5 separate regions of the Mus musculus genome follow, and all the other regions are linked to region 5. A link is a loop called in an ENCODE intact Hi-C map of the cell type or tissue named here. Cell type or tissue: left cerebral cortex. All regions are shown on one strand. Region 1 overlaps Dis3l2 (DIS3 like 3'-5' exoribonuclease 2). Region 2 overlaps Dis3l2 (DIS3 like 3'-5' exoribonuclease 2). Region 3 overlaps Dis3l2 (DIS3 like 3'-5' exoribonuclease 2). Region 4 overlaps Prss56 (protease, serine 56). Region 5 holds the start of Nppc (natriuretic peptide type C).

Region 1 (4,000 bases), 250 kb after region 5:
AAAGAGCCAAGTAAGTTCAGAGCCAAAGGTGGTAAATCAGGTGGGTGATCAAGGTGGGCAATCCAATTTTTTTTAAAGAACTATAATTATAAAGTAGTAAAACTGTTTAGCATGGTGACACTGTGTGAATGAGTGCATAGAGTCCTTTAGCCTGTGCAGAAAAACGGTCACCTGTGGAAGCAACTGACCTTGTTACATAGTTCCCCTCCTCATGCTTCAGTGCAAGTTGCCTGTGTTTCTGTTGCCCAAGGGGTGTCTTAGTGGAACTATCCCAAAGTTTATATATGTGAGAATCAAGTGTTTCAAACTGTGATTGTTTAAACAGTTCTCCTGTGGTCTTTCAGATGTAATTAGAATTCCTAGGATAGGAGTGTTCCCACAAGCATAACAATACTTTAAATGTGTGTTCAATTATCCTTTTCTATAGTCATATTTAATCGTTTCCTTTTGAAATAGTTACTTTGAAAATATTAAATCACTCACACACTCTCAGATGTTTCTCAAACCTAAGGCAGTACTGGGTGCATAGTGGGCACTCATTGACACCCCCCCCTCCATCTTTTCTGCTCTTGTGTTTGACACACAAACCAACGGGGGGAAAATCAGTTCCCTGGTAGATCATCTCTGTTAATAGTTGGCCAAAAAAAAAAAAAAAAAAAAAACCAGGGTTAAAAAAAAATGGACATAGGCAAAAGTTTGAAGTTTCCTGTAGCCTTGGTAACGTGTTGCTCACCGAAGCACATCCCTTACTGAAAGTCTATCTTATACCTTTTATTCACATGTATTATACTAATCAGTAAACCAGTATGGTGGAACACATTTATGGCTCAGACAAATGCAGGGTCACACAGCTGCAAGGAACAGAGCAGAAACTTGAATTCAGACCTTCAGGTATGCAGTCCTGGCATCTCTCGCCTCTGATCCTCATGTCTCCACCTTCATGGCCCATGTCTACAATAAAAAGAGCAGTCTGTCCAGAAATGCTTCATCTTCCCTCCCTCACACTGAGAAAATAGAAATTAAAATCTTTTTTACTTCAAATTCCTGCTGGCGAAGAGACTGGTGTTCTTGCATTGTGCTTTATGGAATTCAAATGACGAAAGCAGTAGTTTTAAAGTTGACTTGTTTTTGAAATGGAAACCTGACCTTACAGTTCATCCATGCCCTCCCTCTGCCTCCAGCACCTGGAAGGCTCACGCTGCTCCCTGGAGTGGGTGGTGTGGAAGTGGTGACTGTAACATCCTGTCATGGCTTCCTTAATGAGAAAGCATGAGAGAAAGCTATGACAAGTTTGCCATTCTAGGAAACTTTCCACAGCTGCTGCTTTAATTAAAACTTTCTTGGGCCCAATGAACAGAAACCACTAGAGCTCACTTAAGCAGAAAAGGGAATCTGTTTTAAGGCTTCTGTAGTGCCTTTCAACCAAAGGGCAGGGAGCTTAGGAATGCAATGAGGCAGGAACCCAGAAACTTCTTGTGGCCTCTTCATGTTCCCTTCACCCAGAGGAACCTCCTTTGCCTCCTGGTGGGAAGATCACTGTGTTGTCCTGGCCTATCCTCCCAGAGGCAGACTAGTTTCTCTCCTCCTCAGAACCCCACTCTTCCATCTCTCTTTCTCTGTCCCAGTTCTAGACTCTGTGGCAAGGCTCAAACTGTCTCAGCTTGGGTTCAGTGCTGATTCAGGAGAGGTCTTATAGAGCGAGCAGCCTACATACCCACCATAGCTGTGCTCACTCCATATTGTTGGTTTTGACTTTTTGAAACGGGTTCATTCTTGTAGTGCTGGCTGGTCTAGAATTTCTCACTCCTATCTTTCTCAGTCATGCTAATTATTGATTTCCATGCCAGGAGTTGGAAACTTTAATTAATTTTGATGTTGTAGGGATCAAATACATTAAGAATGGAGAGTTTAGGAGATAGAGAGATAGCTCAGTGGTTAAGAATGTGCACTGCTCTTGTAGTAGACCTGAGTTCAGTGCCTATGACCACACTGGATAGCTTACAACTACTGTAACTCCAGCTCCAAGGGATCTGATGCCATCTTCTGGTGTTTAGGGGAACCTGCACTCACATCTGTGTAAACGCTCACAAAGATACAGACATACACATAATTAAAAATAATAAAAACAAATATTGAAAAAATCTTTTAAAAAAGAATGTGGAATCTAAAAGTAACATTGGCTTGATTTCTCACTTACCACTTCCTATGTGGCCCGTGAGGGTTTATCTGAGCCTTAGCTTAATATATATTCTTTCCCATGTGTTGTGTTGACTTTTAATAATAACATATATAGTACTTAGCTTGGAGACATGTATCCAATATACTTGATCAAATATCGTTTCTTCCTTCTTTCTAAAAATCATTAATATAAAATATCATACCAAAAAGACATATTTAAGTTGCACAGGGAATAACTCCTTCACATGCCTTCTCACTGCCCTCACACTGCTCTCACACTGCCCTCACACTCCTTCACACTGCCTTCACACCTCCCTCACACTGCTTTCACACTGCCCTCACACTGCCTTCACACTCATTCACACTTCTTCACACTGCCCTCACACTCTTTCACACCTCCCTCACACTGCCAACACACTGCACTCACACTGCCTTCACACCTCCCTCACAATGCCCTCACATTGTTCTCACACTGCCTTCATATTGCCTTCACACTTTGGTTATAAACCCTCAAAAAAAATCTCTAGGAGAGCCAGCCCTTCTAAGTAGTGGCTGGAAGCCCCAGGGCATTACCAGACATTGTTTCACTCTAAGAGATCTGCTGGTGCATGAGGTATAAGCTCAGTTGGGGCTGGAAAGATGGCTCAGCGGTTAAGAGCACAGACTGCTCTTCCAAAGGTCCTGAGTTCAATTCCCAGCAACCACATGGTGGCTCACAACCATCTGTAATGAGAGCCAATGCCCCTTCTGTTGTGTCTGCAAACAGTGTACTCATTTAAATAAAAAGTCATTTGTGCCACCTCTAACCTTTGTTCTAAAGGTTGGAATTGATGAAAAGAGCACCCAGACAGGTTAGCTCACACACACACACACACACACACACACACACACACACACACACACACAAGCACACACACAGAGGCACACACTAGAATAAAATAAAAAAAAATGTCTTAGTGAGATGGTTCATTGGATTAAGATGCTGCTAACCTTGCCAGCCTAAATTCAGCCCATGGAGTCTTCATAGAGGAAGGAGAGAACTGACTCCCACAAGCTGTTCTCTGACCTTCACACTCAATGCCATGATATGTTTATACTCAATATAACATAAATAGAAATGAAGTTATAAAGATGTTTTTAAAAAGAGAAGAGCCCAAGAGAATTAATTAAATCACTTCTCAGCCTTTTGGTTAAAATTCAGTGAAAATTTAACTCAGCAAATACTATTTCTAGTATATGTAAACAGACACTAAGAACTAAAAACCATTTAAGTGGGGAAGCAGTCTTTACAGAGAGAACTAAGTATAGAAAAGAAGAAAATGAATTTCTACATATTCCTTTCATTCTCTCTAGATGTTTGCACAGAGCTGGTTCACCAAAGTCTGGGGATAGTGAAGGCCAGTACAAATGTGGACGCCTTTTTGTTATCAGTGGCCTAGTCCTAACAGCGCAGCCCAGCCACTGCCCAGAATCAGATGCAAATGCTGCAGTAGGAGAACAAAGATAACCAGTCCAGTCATCCCAAAAGACACTGGAGACCGCTGACTCAGCTGTGTCTTCAGGAGCTTCCAGGTTATATAAACCAGATAATGGGTAGGAGAGTGAATATACATCATTTCTAATGTAGTTTTGACCAAACTGTAGTCTGATTGATCTTTACAGTTAATCTGGGCGTTGTCTCCTTAGGAAGGGCGCTGATGCATAAGGCATAAATAGATTAAGCTCTTGATCAAAGCAGCCCGGTTTTTGTTTAGTTATCCATGGGCATTTAGTCGAGCAGCCTCACAGTCCTAATTACAGTCAAGTCAGGGAGACTCTTACA
Region 2 (4,000 bases), 370 kb after region 5:
CTACATAGAGAAAGACACAATCTCAAAAAATTAGGTAAATAGCAAATAATAACCACATTTGGACACAAGTAAATAAACATGGCCCAGTCTGGGTCCTCGGATGGTAGGTGCAGTGTCCAGCAGCATAAGTTGTGTTGAGCATACTCACTTCCTAAGGTAAAGAATGCCTATAATAGTAATAAATTGACAGCAGTGTAAATTTGTATCTGAACCTTTCCCTTTAAGTGGTATCAGTACCGTTCTGGGCGGAAGCTTCCTTTCTTATGACATGGAATGTGCATCTCTGGTGTGCACTTATATATAGGTTGATTATGGCTTGCCAGGACATGAAACCCTGGCTCAGCTGGTCCCTGGGATGAGAAACAGCAAACCTTCCCCCTCTTTCCCCAGGCCTTGCAGGCCCAGACAGCAGGTAGGGACTGCTTGAGAGAGGGCTGCAGAGCTTTCACCGTGATGTCCTGGCTGACAGCCTCCTGTCACAGAAGAGTCCTACCCAAGACCTCCAGAGTTGTGGGGCCCCAGTGGCTCAGGCCTCCAGATGCTCAGCAGATGCCAGACCTGGGACTGAGGCCCCATCTCTGAGGGCTTGGCTTGCTGTTCTGGAAGGTGATCCTGGCTGTCAGCCATTCTTGAGCCCCTATTTAGAGCAGTTGTCAGGCAGTTGCTGGGATTCAGCTAGCTCCCCATCCCCAGCAGGGCTGAGTGATCTCATGCCTATGCGATGCTGTCGCCTGGGGAGGAGGTGCCCTAAGACTGAAGGCAGGTGCCCAGACCAGAAGGAGAGTCTAGGCCATGGCAACCCAGACAACCCTCAGCCACTTTCCCAGTTCCATACCCTAATGTGCTCCAGCCTGGTTCATTTGCCCTGGGATAGCACAAGGCATCATTTGAGTTTGGCTGCAAACTTTATGTGAAGTTTGCCCCTTTCCCCACAAGAGAGGAAAGCTCAGATTGATAAGCTCGCTTGCCAGAGACCCCACAGCCAACCGGTTTGCACAGAACCCTCAGCCCAAAAGGCAGCTTTAGCTAACGAAACAGCAACTGGCACTCCAGGGACCCCTGGACTTTGGGCCACAATTTGTAAACTCTCGAGCTATTCTTCCCAGAAAGTTCTTGGGTTCTAAGTGGCTTTTGCCACGTCCCAGGACTGGAACAGAAGAGTCTGGTGGCCCCCTGCTGATCACTGTGAGAACTGCACAAGGGTAGACAGGTGCCAGCAAGAGGGGCCTTGGCTAGCCCCAGGTGAGAGGAGAGATCTGTGCACCCCTCCATGGGTGATTGGCCCCACAGGGAATCTTAAGTTCAGTGGAGCTCTGGCTGCTGCTGGTTTGGCCATGTCTCAGCCTGTCAGTTCTAGATCTTCTAGATCCTGGGCCTCCTGGGAGTCTGGGAGCTCCTGGGCCAGAGTATCGCTGGGTCCTTTGTGATGTGCACATGCTTGCTCCTTCCCCTTCCACTTGCAGGATGAGAGGATTTTAAGATCATTTCCTCAAACCACCCTAGGACACTAACGAGCCTTATCCGCACCCAGAAGTGGGAACTTTGTTCCGTGCATCCTCTTGGTTGGTGACAGGATTTAAGTTAATGCTTTGCTCTTGACAGACTGTTGTGAAGAATTCCTAGGCTGATGTCTTAACTCAGAGGGAGAGAGGAAGCGAAGGGCAGATGGACAGGGGGTGCAGAATGGACAGATGGACAAGGGCTACTAATGGAAATAGGAATCACAGGCACCAAGGTGCCTGAACAAGGCCAGCCTATGCAACCAGAGTCATGCCAGATTGTGATCAGAGTTAGACATGCTCTTCTTTTCTCAAGGTCTTGGGCAGCTTACAGGGCTGTGCAGATGTCCATGGAGGATAAATTGTCAGGTCATGGTCACTGGAGAAGCTGCTTGCCTGGAGTCTTCTCATGCCTGTTTCCCATAGTGGCCCCTCCTTCACCCCATCTCTCTTCTCCCACCATGAACTCATGTGGAACAAAGCAGAAGAGTTCCTGTGGACCAGGACTCTGGATCATCCCATCAAAGTCTCTGACTTATAGCTTGGAGCATGGAGAAGGGTCCCTGTCCTGAGCCATTAGCCCACCCTGCTCCTGCCTGCCTAACAGCCTTATCCTCACAGTCCTGCTGTGGGGCCCTACTGCCACCTGCCGGCTTCATTTACAAACTGCAGTCCTAGTTCAGCCTTGGGATTACAAGAGACTGTGTACTCTGGTCAACAGGATTCTGAGACTGCACAAAGAGAACAGGTCTGGAAACAGTCCTGACTTCCCATAGCAGTGTCAGAGCATTTATTTAACAGTCTGAGCAGGGACAGACAGCATCCCAGCACTGTGGAGGTTGTGACAAGGTGAAGGATTATCAGATGTGTTAGTCATTTGTGTGGTGTATGTGAAGAAAGGAAAGCACCACTGTGTCTTGGACAGTTGATATTCCTGCTTGGTATCTGGCCCAGAACACATGTTCCCTCTGCCTTTGCACCAGCCCTGTGATCAGACATTAGCATTGTCTTACTTTGGGAAGGAAGAACAGGAGATTCACCAGGGGTTCCACAACAAGAGTGTGGTAGAACCAGCATTCAAACTGTCTCAGAGGCTTGGTGGTCAGTGATGGTGATTGTCAGTACTGATAAGCACAAGAAGGGATTGGGGACTGAGATAAGGGTGTCAGCCTAAAAAGCTCTGCCTACAAACTAGTGGGTAACACAAAGGCTTTTCTTCTTGAGCTGAGTCTAGTGAGTCCATGACAGAAGCCAAGTGTGCAGAGGCCCCCATGACTGGAGCTAGGCTTGCCCAGGCCCCAATGACAGGATCGGGTGTGCACAGGTCCCCATGACAGGAGCCAGGTGTGTCCAGACCCCACCTAGTGGGCTTCATGAGCCCCTTGTAGAGAAAGCTCTGCAAATAGGCACCTAGACAGAGCAGAGGCAAGCGTCTTCACAGCAGGTCCAGTCTGGAGAAGGAACATTCTCCTATATGTCTGATTTTCCTTCTAAGAACTTGTCTAGATGACAGATCTGACCAAGCAACACTACTCAGCCTCCAGTAGAGGGATTTATCCCAGGTTTCCTCAGACACTGGCAGACTCTCAGAGCTGCCTCAGTGGGAGAAGAAGACTAAGGCTCAACATGCAGCTTGGGGTGTCTCCTCGAAGCTGAACAAGGTCTCTAATGGCTTTTGCCTTCCCAGGGAGCAAGCTTTTTCCACACAGGACATGCTGACTATAGTAGTATCAGGATGTACACACCTGAAAGACTTCATGTTCAATCCACTTATTCACCAAGGGAGCCCCAAGGGTCAGGGGAGAACCTGCCTGCCCAGGATTGAAATACAGGTAACTAACTTCAGGGCTGGTTGACTCTGTCTCCTGCTGTGCCTGGCTTCCTACCCTTGACACACTTCCTCCATCTTCCATCAGTCCCCACCTCTTCTCACTAGGGCCTTGACATATTTTCATCTTCCTATTTAGAGCTTTATCCCCATGTACTTAGTTACTTATAGTAATTCTAATTACACTGAAGTGAAGGAAAATAGAATGATAGCTCTTCTTACAAGTGAGCCCCAGAGGAAGCCCAGCAGGTCTTCTTACCAGAGATCATTACTGTGTATCATCTCTGGACCAGGCATGACCTGAGAGCATCCCCATTTAGTGAGAAATGAGACAGGAGACCACATACACATTCAGACCAAAAGAGAAAGTCATTATTGACAGGTTGACTCTAGGAAATCTGAGCATGGAGATGAAAGAGAAAGAGCAGAAGAACTAGTTTGATCAGGTCACAGAAAGGTTCTTACACTGAGAACTAAGGTATTAGAGAATCAGCTGAGCCAAGGCCTTGGGACAGGGGCAGTAGCACCTGTCTCCAGGATCCCTCTAGTTACTGTCTATCCTCCACAGGCTTGTAGAGGAGTTCATGCTCCTGGCCAACATGGCGGTGGCCCACAAGATCTTCCGCACCTTCCCTGAGCAGGCCCTGCTGCGCCGGCATCCCCCACCACAGAC
Region 3 (4,000 bases), 190 kb after region 5:
CATACGGCTCCAAGGTTTTGCATACTATACTTACTCGAAGAGACTCTCACCACTTGGTGAAATAGTCAGCTTTTCAGTTCAACTTAGTTGGCCATTCAAAAAAATCTTAGCTTACTCTCAGGCCTCCTTTGGGGTTTTCACATAGCTTCTAATAATTTCACTACTGTAGCTCAGATACTGTTTGGATTACAATCACTTATTTGATATTTTACTTGGCTATAAGCTTATTTTAACCAAAAATACCTTAGGATAAAGCTGGTCAGATGATGAGGTTGGACTGAAGGTGACTTTCATGTCTGGAGCTAGGTTGACAAGGAAATACAGGGAATGAGGGAGGTTTGGATTGGAAAATAAGGAGACCCAAAGTTCCATGACATCAAGGTCAGTGCACGGTAACAGTGTATGGCATGTGTACAGATCAGGTGGAGGCTGTCAGTGTTAGGAAGTTCCAACATTTAGCAAAAAGATTGAAAAGAATATGAACATTTATAGAACATATGACATCAGTAGCTTTGGGAAGATCACAAGGAAGCCATTGGTCTTGGCTCCCATGTGCTGTAATTGCCTCCTTGGCGTCCCCTGTGACACTGGCACCCGAGTTTAAGGGACGCTCAGAAGCTTTACAGTTTGGAGACCCGTGGTCTTTAGGGTTTTATTCTGTCTTGATGTTGGAATTGTCATATGGAGTCTCACTTGACTTTACAATATATCTACTACCTTTAGTGAATTATTAGGCTTGTAATTCTGTCTGAACCCAAACAGTAGTCTTAGTGAGCCCTTGCTGGCATTTCGGGACCACTGCTTTTTGTCATAAATCACAGCATACTTAGTACTTTTAATATTTAGTAGTGGACTCTTGTCCAGAATAACCAAAGAGCGGCATTGGCTTCCTCTCTGGAATGATTTGCAATTATGTAATGAGATTTACAGTTTTAGGAACTCCTCAGCTCTCTTAAATCTTCATTCCCTTTTGAAACTCTCATAGTGACATTCATAATGGTATTTCTTAGACCTTTGTACAACCTACTACCAAAGCTCTAAAGATCACTGTCTTAGCCTCATCCCTTCTATGATGTCGTGGGCACAAAGATAGCAAGGTCACGTCCTCCTATGTGTTGTGGTTTCTTTTCAAATAATATAAGGATAACTCTTGAAGGAAATGAAAGGGTTTCACAGTAGCTACTGTGAGGAACAAATAGTGTTTTGGGGCAATCCTGAAGGCTGAGGCTATAGGACAGGAATTGGTCTAGAACAAACTGACATATTACTTAGATTATTTAGCAAGTTTTGGGGACTTGGAGGGGAAATGAATAGGTCAGCTCAGGTTCAGCAAAGATGAGAGCCTTATGGTTGAACTTGGGGCTGTCTGGGCTTAACTCAAAGCTATTGGAGTGAGGTGGAGAGAATGGATTGCAGCATTGTTCATTTCAATGAGGGCAGCAAAGTCCTCTGAAGCCAATGGCTAAGCAACATAGAAGAGAGGTTCTGATTGCCGTGGTATGCAGTGGAGAAGGTTGAGTGGGGTCTGCCTGAATCTCTTTATCTCCTAGCTTTTCACCAGGAGTGTTTTTTGTTGTTGTTGTTGTTTTGGTTTTAAAAGAGCTAGTCCTCTATAGTCACCTGATAGAAGCAAATACTTCTACTAGGTTTTGTTTTGTTTTGTTTTGTTTTTTTGAGACAGGGTCTTAGCATATAGCACTGGTGTCCTAGAACTTGCTGTGCAGATCAGCTGTCCTCAAATTCAAAGAGATCCACCTGCTTCTGTCTTCTGAGTACTGGAAGCAATGTCATGAGTCACCACATCTGGCTTCTGTTTGGTTTGGAAGATACTGAATTTCTTTAGGGAATAGATAAAAACTGATGGTGTGGCTAAAATTACTATATATGAATTATTTAATGTTAGCAGAAAAATGCAGTGGTGACCAGGCCCTTAGATAAAGCAAAAGGCAGAAATTCATGCTACAGAGGAATTGTTTATAAGATTAATAAACAGAGAAACAACTTTTTGCAACCTCCCTCCCCCATCTCTCTACAAAGTGGGTATTTCACTTTCCCAAGAGCACATTTCTTATTTAAATAGTCTTCTGAGGGAGAGGCTGAGTTATATGAAACAGTGAGATTTTACAAGTCCTTTTCTGAGTTGTGACTGTACCTTGGTTAAGGGGGGTGGGGAGAGCAAATCAAGCTGAGGAGGGGGCTCTTTTTTTGTGTGACTGTCGGGCTCCACCTGGTGGCCTGAAAGGATCAGTTTTGGAAAAAACGAAAAACAAAAAAACAAAACAAAACAAAACAAAAAACAAACCTGCATCTTGCAGAAGTCAAGGGACTGCAGGAGAATGGTGCTGCTACAGGCCTCTAAATGGTTGCTTTCCCAGAGAGCCTCATCACCAAGCCTGTAGTCTGGGTACAGGAGCAGGAGCCTCTGAGTGCTTTAATACATGGAGGCACCCTCACCTCCAGGAAGAAAAACAGTTGCTGGATTAGATATTGTTTGGATAATGGGGACATTATCCAAACAACATCCTAATCTGGCTGAAGAGAGTATGGGAGTTCTCCTGGATTGATAATTCTGAGCTGCTGCCTATGATGGAGCCCCCAGCCCCCAGTGTCTGTGTTCTAAGGTAGATGAGGCTAGTTCTGCAGGCTCATGATGCCAAGGAAGAAGGTGCCCAGAGTCAGGCACTGGCGCTGCTTCCCCTTAGACAGAAAAAAAGGGTCAGAAGCCAAGTCAACCCTCATGGGACTCAACTCCAGGTCTCTAGTTTGTAGACCTCAGCACCATGATACACACGTTGCAAATTTAATAGGCCATTTAGTATCAAAAGGTCAATTATGTAGCACCTGGAATTTTTCAGCTGTAAGAATTCTCTGGGTTCTACAAGACAGTGTTAACTCAAAAAAAAGTTCTATTGTCCATTTTAATTTTTTTCTTCTGAGAAATTGGTTTTGATGAACCCAAGTCTTAAGTTTCTCAATAATGGAAAAAACAATCTCTATAAAAAAAACATCCTGCCAAAGTCACCACCTCTCCTGCAGTTCCTAATGCTCCTGCTTACAACGCATTGGTGTGGGCTCTGGGTGGTGCCAGCCTTTCCACACACTGGGCCTGCCTTTGGCCTCTAGCTGCTCACTTTGTGACAATATTGATTCACACTTTTGCTTCAAGACCTTCCCTAAAATCATTTGATATTACTACAGCTCATTTCTAGTGCCAGGCACAGAGGCAAGAGGATCAGAAATTCAAAGCCATGGTCAACTACATATTGAGTTTGAAGTCAGCCAGGCCTGCATGAGCCTCTATCTCAACAAACAAATAAATACCACCACCACCCCCCAAAAAACCCAAATCAAAATCAGCAGTAATCTTACTTCCTACCCATTCGTGTATGTTTTTACTGTTAAAACATTTTCCCTAAGATCCCCATTCGTTAGTGCTGCCTTTTGCTGTGTCACAGAACTGATTCAGAAGAGAAGGTAACTTACCTTCTACTTCTGATTATAGAAAGCACTATGAACAATAAATATATGACCACAGACATTGTTGTGTTTGCCACATCTTGAGTGGCAGCCAGGTTTCGTATAGTTACTGGTGTTCTGGGCCCCAGGATCAGCCTGGGTTTGTTTTCCACTTGTGGCTTCTCAAGCCTGTGATACCATTTTATCTGCATGGAGTTTACAATATGGGACATGGGTCATTATGTATGGGAATGTTTATTTAAGGGTGATAGTAAAATACAAGAATGTGTGGCTTGTACATAGACTAACTTTAAGGTTGGCATTCAAAAAATATTTAATAGAGAAAAGAAGACAAGCTACCAAGGACACTAATATCGGGCGTGTCTTACTGATAGAAATACAAAACCCAAACATACTTTTCTTATGTAAAGAGGCTGATTTGAAGGACTGTCTCTGTTATAGCCTCCTTTGTCTGTAACTGGTCCCTTTCCTTCATAATTTTGTCATTTCCTTATCACTTGGGGCAGCCAATCCGATGCTTCCC
Region 4 (4,000 bases), 520 kb after region 5:
CAATGACCTGGCCTTGGTACAGTTGTGGACGCCTGTGAGCCCAGAGGGGCCTGCGCGCCCCATTTGCCTTCCCCAGGGTTCTCGGGAGCCTCCTGCCGGCACCCCCTGCGCCATTGCAGGCTGGGGGGCTCTCTTCGAAGGTATTGCCAGTTAGGGCCTGGATAAGCTAGCTGCAAGGGGTAGTGAAGAACCAATGGGGGCGGGGCTAGGGGTGGTGGAAGTAAGCTGAAGAGGTGGGGTTTGGAGAGACTAGAATGATGCTCCATCGCATAAACCACGAGGAATTAAAGAGGGCAAGTGAGAGGGGATCTCGAGGCGCAGCCTCTGCCTTCCAAACCCAGACCCCTTACATTCTTTCCTGTAGACGGGCCTGAGTCTGAGGCAGTGAGGGAGGCCCGCGTTCCGCTGCTCAGTGCAGACACCTGTCAAAAGGTCCTGGGGCCTGGGCTGCGGCCCAGCACCATGCTCTGCGCTGGTTACCTGGCAGGGGGCATCGACTCATGCCAGGTATGAGCTAAAACTGACAGGGGGCCCTGGGTGCGTCTCTCCCCTTGGCAAGATAACCCTGTTCTCTCTGGGTCTAGCTGAAAGCTCCTACCTACCGCTAAATCTTCCTAAATAAAATGGAAACAAGTAGTAATCACAGACGCAGCCAGAGCCAATCCTTCCCTACCAGGTACTAGGCAGATATAATTCGATCGATTGTGAATGCATTGCTCTCTGTTGGCTCTGGTCCCTTAGGGTGACTCCGGGGGCCCTTTAACCTGTTCCGAGCCCGGCCCGCGCCCCAGAGAGGTCCTCTTTGGAGTCACTTCTTGGGGAGATGGCTGTGGGGAACCAGGGAAGCCTGGGGTCTACACCCGTGTGACCGTGTTCAAAGACTGGCTGCAGGAGCAGATGAGCGGTGAGCATCCCCTAGCTAATGGTACCTCGGATAGGTCTGGGCAAGCCGGTTTCCATCCCGCTACTCGGGTCTCTGTGGAGGAGCTGCGGATGAGTGACTTGTAGATCCACATACAAGGGGTGATCTGGCATCTGCTTGCAGCGGGCCCCTCCACTCGCGAGCCTAGCTGCAGAGAACTTCTAAATTGGAACGCTCGGGAAGAGGAGCCGTTCACGGACGCCCCGGGCCTCTGTGCCTTCTATGCGCGCCAGTGCCTAGGGTCCGAGAGCTCCTGTGCGCGCCTAGCGCTCCAACAGTGTCTGCAGCGCAGGCGACGGTGCGGTCAGTCCTGTTTACCCCTGCCAGGGTGGGGGAGGAGGAGTAGGGGTGGGAGGTTGGAGGGTGGGGGTGGGAGATGGGGTGCGAGCCCCACCATTCGGTGGGCCCCTTACACCTCTAAACCGCTCGCAGAGCTACGGTCACTGGCGCACACCCTGCTTGGTCTGCTGCGGGGCGCCCAGGAGCTGCTCGGCCCCCGGCCAGGATTGCGGCGTGGAGTCTCCGCGCCCGCTCGCTCCGCGCCGTCGCTCCAGGAGCTTCCCGGTCACAATCCCCGAGAACAGCGGTTATACTCAGGTATCCTGAGTGCCCCCAGCCAGGCCTAGGCCCCAGAGTCTCGGAATCATGTAACCTCTCCGAGGCGTGCCCACTAACTTCCTGTGGTCTCCTCCAGGATCGCGAATTGCGGGAACCTGGCTCCAGAAACCAAAGCCGGAGCGGCGCCCGGAAACAAAGGGTAATGTCGCCCCCTACCGGCCTGCTGGAGAGGAGCGGCCAAGAGGCTGTTTCTAGAGAGAAGCTGGGATTGTCTGCTAGAAAATTCCAAATGACAACAGAGAAAACCGGCGCTCACTCCCTCTCTTCCAGGAAAACAGATTCCTTTTTAGGGAGACATGTGGCACTAAGTCCTTGATGGTGTCAGAGGCACACAGCCTTGCATGATCACGAAACCTCTGCCAGCCTCAGTTTCCCCATCTAGAGCACACAGTTCTCTCATAGTCTGGGGATCTCCCCTTCTTGCAGGCTGCCCTGGGCTGGAGCCTCTGCAACAGAAGTTAGCGGCTATTCAGCGAGCGCATGCTTGGATCCTACAGATCCCAGCTGAGCACTTGGCCATGAACTTTCATGAGGTAGGTCCCCAGGCTGCCCAGGCTCCTTCACAGTGGCCTGTGAAAGCTGACCTGACTGGAGCTCAGTAGAAGGAAGAGACAGGGGGATCCAGCCTTTCCGGGGCGGAGTGGGGGTGAGGGTGAGCTGGAATAACAGGTGGCTATGAAGATGGGAGGTAGAGAGGTAAGAGTGGAAGGGCTCATTAGAGCATTCGCCTGATCTGGAAATTAGATGGATTTCTGGGAGATGAAGGGGCAGGGCAAGGCTCTAAGTAGCTTCCAAAGCTCCAGGAGGCAAGAGCAACCCTCAGGTCAGAAACCCTCAGGAGTGGTTTTTTGGGTCCTAACCTCCTCCCTCTGCAGGTGCTGGCAGATCTGGGCTCCAAGACACTGACAGGACTCTTCAGAGCTTGGGTGAGGGCCGGTTTGGGGGACCAGCGTGTGGTCTTCAGTGGCCTAGTGGGCTTGGAACCTTCCACACTGGCTCATAGTCTCCCCCGGCTACTAGTGCAGGCCCTGAAGGCCTTCCGCTCAGCTTCCCTGACAGAAGGAGAGCCCCAGGCACCCTGGATAGGTGCTGATCAAGGACAGAGGCTGGGAAAGGAGCGCCAGGGCCAACTCCAGCCTCCTGTTCCCTGAACCAGGCAACCCTGTGATGGTCACACTGTCCTGGGGGCTAAAGCGGTTGTGTGAGACATACAAAGTCTCTCTATTCCAGTTGATCTTGGATGTGTGGATAGAGTGGGGATCCTGGATCTCACTCATCTTCTTCAATGTGTCACCAGACACGCATGGCTGCTTTAATAAATGTTATTTATACTCTACATAAAATCTGGAGCTTTCTTGGGATGGGAAGGGGCTGGCATTAGATGGGAGTAGGGCAGGGGCCAACCTCGAAGAGCAGTTAACAGAGACCACAAAGGAGCTGGAAGGAGCCAGAAGTGGTGGCTTGTGCTCGCCGTGCTAGCATTCTGGAGACTGAAGCAGGATTGCACTGAGTTTGAATGTGAGCTACATAGTAAGCTCTAGGCTAGCCTGAGCTACAAAATAAGAGCACCCCTTACCCCCCACACACACACACACACAAAGATACGAAACCAGGGCCTGGAAGAGATAGCTCAGTGGGTAAAGTTCTTGATGCATATGGATCTGAGTTCAAGACCTCAGAACCCAGGTAAAAGCCACAGGGGCAGAGTACACCTGTAAACCACAGCCCTAGCTAAGGAGCATGGCAGTGAGGAGCAGACAGACCTCGGGCGTTCACTGGCCACTCTAGCTGCTCCAGGCGAGGTCCAGGTTCAGCGAAGAGGCCCTGTCTTGAAAAATAAGGTGGAGGAGATCAGCTGGATTTCAGCAGCAGCAGCAGCTCCAGAGCCTCAGTCCTTCTGTGGCTTTCCGTGTCCCCCTCTCCCTTTCAAAACCGTAGCTTCTGGTATGGCTACCTCAAGGTGATCGGTGACGTGCAAGTGATTTAGTACGCAAGTCAACCGCGCCAAGGGGAGCAAAGAGAGAAGCTGTGCTTCTCTGCCTGAGTGAGGACCCGGACACCATCCTGGAGCAGAGCAGAAAGATTCAGCAGGCGACATGGCCCAAACCTATGACAAGACCCTGCCAGACCAGGCTGCCACTCTGCCCTCAATGATGCAACCTATGAGACCAATGACAGCAAGAAGGATGCCCTGAGGTTCATCTCTTGGGTCTCTAAGAGAGCCCCTGCACCCTCACATATGAGCAAAATGATCAATGTCTGCTCCAAAGACACCATCAGGAAGCTGACAAGGTCCAGCATGAAGTACAAAGAGCTCAGCCACCACTGCACCTTGGCAGACAATGGTGACAGTATTGTCCTCTCCCTGGAAGCAAGCAAGCCTTTATGAGGCCACCTCCAAACTTCTGCTTAGAACAAAGAATAGGCTCAGACTTGCCAGTGCATGCTGCAGTCGGCTCC
Region 5 (4,000 bases):
ATGTTCAAAAAACTGGCAGACATGCAGGGCCCTCCTAAAGGACTGCACTCACGAGGGGCCTGGCTCTGATGGTCTGGGCAATTCTCCCTAACTCGATTCTCTGGCTGTTTCACAGGTGGTGTTCCTAGGGCCAGAGGCAAAATGTCCATTGAGGTCTTGGCCACACCCGAGTCTCTGCCAGTTGTATAATCAAAACCTATAACCATCAGCGGCAGTCATTATGACGATGCCTAGAGCCAAAGTCAACCTCTGCGTGGAGAAAGGGGCAGAGCCTCGGGAGTTTTCATCAGCATGAAGGATGAGCCTTGCACTCTTCCATAAGACCAAATGGGTGCTCTCCGCTGGCCAGCTCCACTGGGAGACTTCAGGTTGGAAGGACGATCTATCCTCTCACTGGGGCTGGCATAGAGGAGGCTGAGGCTTTGCCTTTATGCCAAGAGAACTTCCAGGAGGCTGATGATCTCCACTGGTCAAAGTGGAGGGGTAGGGTGTAGAAGCCTTAATTGTCTTGATTTTTCCTCAACATTCTCACTACCCTGTGCCCACAGATGCCTAAAGCACCTTCAGAGAAGCACATTCCAGGCATTTAACCGGAGGTTAAGTAACGTTGGTTTAGACTCTAAAGTCCTTTCTTGGCACATACATCGCAAACTGAAAATTCAAGTCCTCAGACTCCATCTCTTAGGTATTCATATGGAACATAGCAAAAGACCCGCCCATAAGTACTAGAATCACCGCTCTCCCTGAGTAGAGCAGAGACCTAACACCTCTGTGGAACTGGGGTGAAGCACGCAGCCTGTTCAAGACTCAGTGCAGAGAGGAGAGGGCCATCCGAGATCTAGAGCCAGGGCACTTGGCAGAGCTCCTGAACTGGGGGTATGTGTTTCTCTCGTCAGTGGCCAATATTTCCAAGATCCCTTCTGGGTATGATGTGGGCTCCTGAAGGTCTGTCACTTAAGTTACTCATGAATTAATATGGGGACACAAGTACACAGAGCACTGCACTTCTGCAAAGGTCTCTCATGCCTTTAAAAAAAAAAAGGCTCCTGTCATGTGATGGGGGAGGTGTTCCTACTCCTTACTGGGAAAAGAATGGCCACTGGTCAATCTTCCTGGGTTGGGGAGAGCAGCCTCCTCACCACTGGGGTGGGCTAGAGCAAGAGGCAAAGCCAAGGAACAGCAGAAGCCTGACTGTCAAGCACTTATCTAAGTAAAGTGTGTCTCATCACATCATCAGGGATAGAGAGCAGAAGGAAGTCAGGAAGGACCCAGCAGCTTATGAGGATGCTGGGAAGATGGAGGCTTCCCGTCTCCATGGAGGGGAAGGAGGCCAGAAATAGTTCAGAGCACCACAAGGCTGGTAAAGAACTCACTGTGGACACACTGAGTTTGAGGTTAGGTCACGAAATAAGCTTTAGCTTGTTCCTTTGCCTCTCTCTTGAAACAGGGTCACCAGCCTAAGGTTCATCTCGGAAGCCCCAGGGCAGCAGCATCAGGACCCTGGATAGACCAGTTTGCCCACAGTTGAGTTGAGAGCAGGGCTAAGATTCAGAATGCCCCAGGCAGAAGAGTGCCCTGCTGCTGCCACAGAGGTTCTCTCTACTAGGAGGGGGCAGGCATATCTGCATGCCTGCCTCACCTGAGGGACAACAGCCCCAGAAAGGCATCCTAGCACTTGACTGCTTGGCTGCTGGCACAGGGCTGGTGGTACATCTTTCTCTCCCTCTTTCCAGGATCTCTCTAACAAGTTTCCAGTTGGCTAGCTGGCCAGTGGTCAGTGGTGGGTTTGGAGGCTGGGACTGCATAAGCCTGTCTCTATTTTTCTAGAGGAAGCCAGATGGAGTACTCTAAGGCTGAACCTGGTCTCTGACCTGGCCCGTGTTCACTTTTTTGTTGTTGTTGTTTTTTAAATCTGTAAAATGGGATATGTGAGGTGGCAGGCAAATGTCTGGGTACACTTGATCCCATGCCTAAATTGGTTGGGGGAAGGTCACAGAACATAGGGATCAGGGAGGAAACCAAACAGTCTGCGAAGGACAGTGATAAGAGCTTGGCTCTCTTGGGTGCAGAGCTAGGCGAGCGGGGAGCGTCCGATGGTGTTACTTACCGCCGCCAGGGGTAGCTGCACTAACATCCCAGACCGCTCATGGAGCCGATCCGGTCCAGCTTGAGGCCAAAGCAGCCTTTGGACAAGCCCTTCTTGTTGCCGCCTTTGTATTTGCGCGCGTTGGGGTGCTCGTGCAGAAGGCGGGCCCAAGCAGCCCGGGACTTGGTGTCCACACGCAGGTCCCGGAGCAGTCGCGATCGGTCTCCCTTGAGATTGGCTCCCCCGCTGCCTGGAGTCTTGTCACCCTTTTTCTGATTGCCACCAGCTGCCTGGGAATCCGCCAGCTCCTCCCCTGGCGGGGTTCTCGGGACCTGTCGGAGAAAAGAGTGGACAGGTGAAAGAGTGCACCGATGTAGCATAGATGACTTTTACGGGGCCCAGAGTGGCGTGGCCCTTCTCAGCCATGAGCGTGCCTCCACCGATGCGGGACAGCTGAGTCCAGCATCCACCTGCCACGCAGCCTTCTTGCCTGCTCCTCCGGGGAGCCCATTGCTCTTCCCGTGCCGCAGGTCATGCTGGGCACATTGGGGCACGGGAGGTGTGCATGTGTCGACATTCTCCCGAGGCTGGGAAATGAACCCGAGAAGTCCCCGCTTTGAGGGAGCAAGTCCGAGGGGGTCTGCCTTTCCGGGTTCTCTGCTCCCTCCTGCGCACCACATCTTTCCACGCCCCTCACAAGCCCAGCGTCCCCGCGACAGCACCCACCTTCGGTGGTGTCCCGGGCTTGGCTTCAGAGGGCCGGAGCGAGAGTAGCGCGAGCAGCAGGGCGCAGGCGATCAGCTGGGAGAGGTGCATGGTGCCGATGGGACCGAGGTGTGCAGACGGTCTGCAGCCGGGACTGCCGGTGAGCAGTCGGATAGGCGGATGCGGAGCAGGATTGCCAAGCGAGCACAGGTCCTACTGCTGTGCGGCGCCGGCTGGGTGCGCTCTGAGTCCGTGGCTCCGCTGGAGCCTTTATAATCCAACCTGCCGCTGATGTCATCTTCCCGCCCACCGGGCCTCCAGGGCCAATGGCACAGCGCACGCGGCCGAATCGACGGCCCGGAGGGGGCCGGGAGGGGGCCGGGAGGGGGCCACGGGGGCTCCCTCTTCTGCTCCAACCCACATCCCACCTCCGAAGGAGCCGGCGGCTCGGCTCGCTGCGCTCAAAGCCACAAAGCGGCGCGCAGAAAAGAACTCCATTTGTAGAATGCGCTTCGCCCTAGTACTCAGGCTTCTAGGCGTCCCTGCGCTGTGTATCTGCTGCTCCTGATACGTGTCTGTACTCCTTCTGCAGGTGCAAAGGCTTAGAAGAAATGTCCTTTATGCAAAGTTACACAGGTTGAAAGTTGGTGCGGCCCAAAATCTACACAGATCGCTCTGTTTCCAAACTCTTCACAAATGCTGCCACGCGCTAGCCAGGGTGGAAGGGCTGACCATGTCTACACGCTCAAACATGGGGGCGGCAGAGGATGGGGTTAGTAGATCCCAGTGGGAAGTGGAGGGAGAGCTTGAATGTTGTAGCTGCAAAGGAGACTTGTAAGTCTCGGATACCCACGAGTGAGAGGATGTCATCAACCCACGAGTGTGAGCCAGGAGTTTGTGTGTGTGTGTGTGTGTGTGTGTGTGTGTGTGTGTGTGTGTGTGTGTGTTGGGAGGTTAGGAGGCAGGTAGCTTTCCTTCAGTGATGTACTGGCCCTTCCTGAAGGTGGAGATGTCCACTTTAGTGTCCTGAATACCCTAAGAAACTATGGGCAGTACTGGGTTTTAACCAGCTCCAAGCCTCAATAGGCCATCGCCATTGAGTTTGGGGTTGTAGTTGCCTTCTGGCTATAGGGACCGGGCCACTTATTTCTGCTGCACACAATTCCTCGCCTTGACCTGGAATCTTGGTCCATCGGACTCTAGGGAGCT

The links. Hi-C counts contacts between places; a loop is a spot of excess contacts. Peaks named below come from ENCODE experiments on the same cell type or tissue, not always from the same donor. Only the 100,000 strongest peaks of a DNase experiment are listed, where the experiment ranks them.
Region 1: a loop joins it to region 5, with 2.3 times the contacts of the local background. A loop is called at or near these places in 3 of 42 quality-filtered maps.
Region 2: a loop joins it to region 5, with 6 times the contacts of the local background. A loop is called at or near these places in 28 of 42 quality-filtered maps.
Region 3: a loop joins it to region 5, with 2.4 times the contacts of the local background. A loop is called at or near these places in 4 of 42 quality-filtered maps.
Region 4: it touches region 5 in a loop (3-fold over the local background); 18 of 42 quality-filtered maps call a loop at or near these places.

Annotation. Positions count from the first base shown.
Region 1 is chr1:86,912,871-86,916,870 of GRCm38, forward strand. The region is part of intron 9 of Dis3l2 (DIS3 like 3'-5' exoribonuclease 2); the gene reads left to right. Among named protein-coding and RNA genes, the nearest start is that of Gm41909, 13 kb to the right of the region's middle. In left cerebral cortex, a CTCF peak has its summit at 2,060 (motif pointing left); DNase peaks (open chromatin) are centred at 1,242, 2,598 and 3,741; H3K27ac peaks cover 1,566 bases.
Region 2 is chr1:87,040,122-87,044,121 of GRCm38, forward strand. Dis3l2 (DIS3 like 3'-5' exoribonuclease 2) reads left to right here. Exons shown (of 21, transcript NM_153530.2): 15 at 3,896-4,000. Among named protein-coding and RNA genes, the nearest start is that of Gm28375, 25 kb to the right of the region's middle. In left cerebral cortex, CTCF peaks have their summits at 1,187 and 2,149 (motif pointing left); DNase peaks (open chromatin) are centred at 1,158 and 2,145.
Region 3 is chr1:86,860,901-86,864,900 of GRCm38, forward strand. The region is part of intron 8 of Dis3l2 (DIS3 like 3'-5' exoribonuclease 2); the gene reads left to right. Among named protein-coding and RNA genes, the nearest start is that of Gm41909, 65 kb to the right of the region's middle. In left cerebral cortex, a CTCF peak has its summit at 2,238 (motif pointing left); no DNase peak of the experiment used is centred here.
Region 4 is chr1:87,185,530-87,189,529 of GRCm38, forward strand. It overlaps Prss56 (protease, serine 56), which reads left to right. Exons shown (of 13, transcript NM_027084.2): 6 at 1-140; 7 at 365-507; 8 at 742-904; 9 at 1,046-1,225; 10 at 1,355-1,519; 11 at 1,617-1,679; 12 at 1,967-2,073; 13 at 2,416-2,876. The coding sequence ends at 2,691. Among named protein-coding and RNA genes, the nearest start is that of Chrnd, 3.1 kb to the right of the region's middle. In left cerebral cortex, a CTCF peak has its summit at 1,704 (motif pointing left); DNase peaks (open chromatin) are centred at 1,102 and 1,692; H3K4me3 peaks cover 739 bases.
Region 5 is chr1:86,667,537-86,671,536 of GRCm38, forward strand. It overlaps Nppc (natriuretic peptide type C), which reads right to left and starts at 3,037. Exons shown (of 3, transcript NM_010933.5): 1 at 2,813-3,037; 2 at 2,108-2,418. The coding sequence starts at 2,902. The coding sequence ends at 2,128. In left cerebral cortex, CTCF peaks have their summits at 2,116 and 3,017; DNase peaks (open chromatin) are centred at 2,152, 2,553 and 3,054; H3K4me3 peaks cover 1,810 bases; H3K27ac peaks cover 1,150 bases.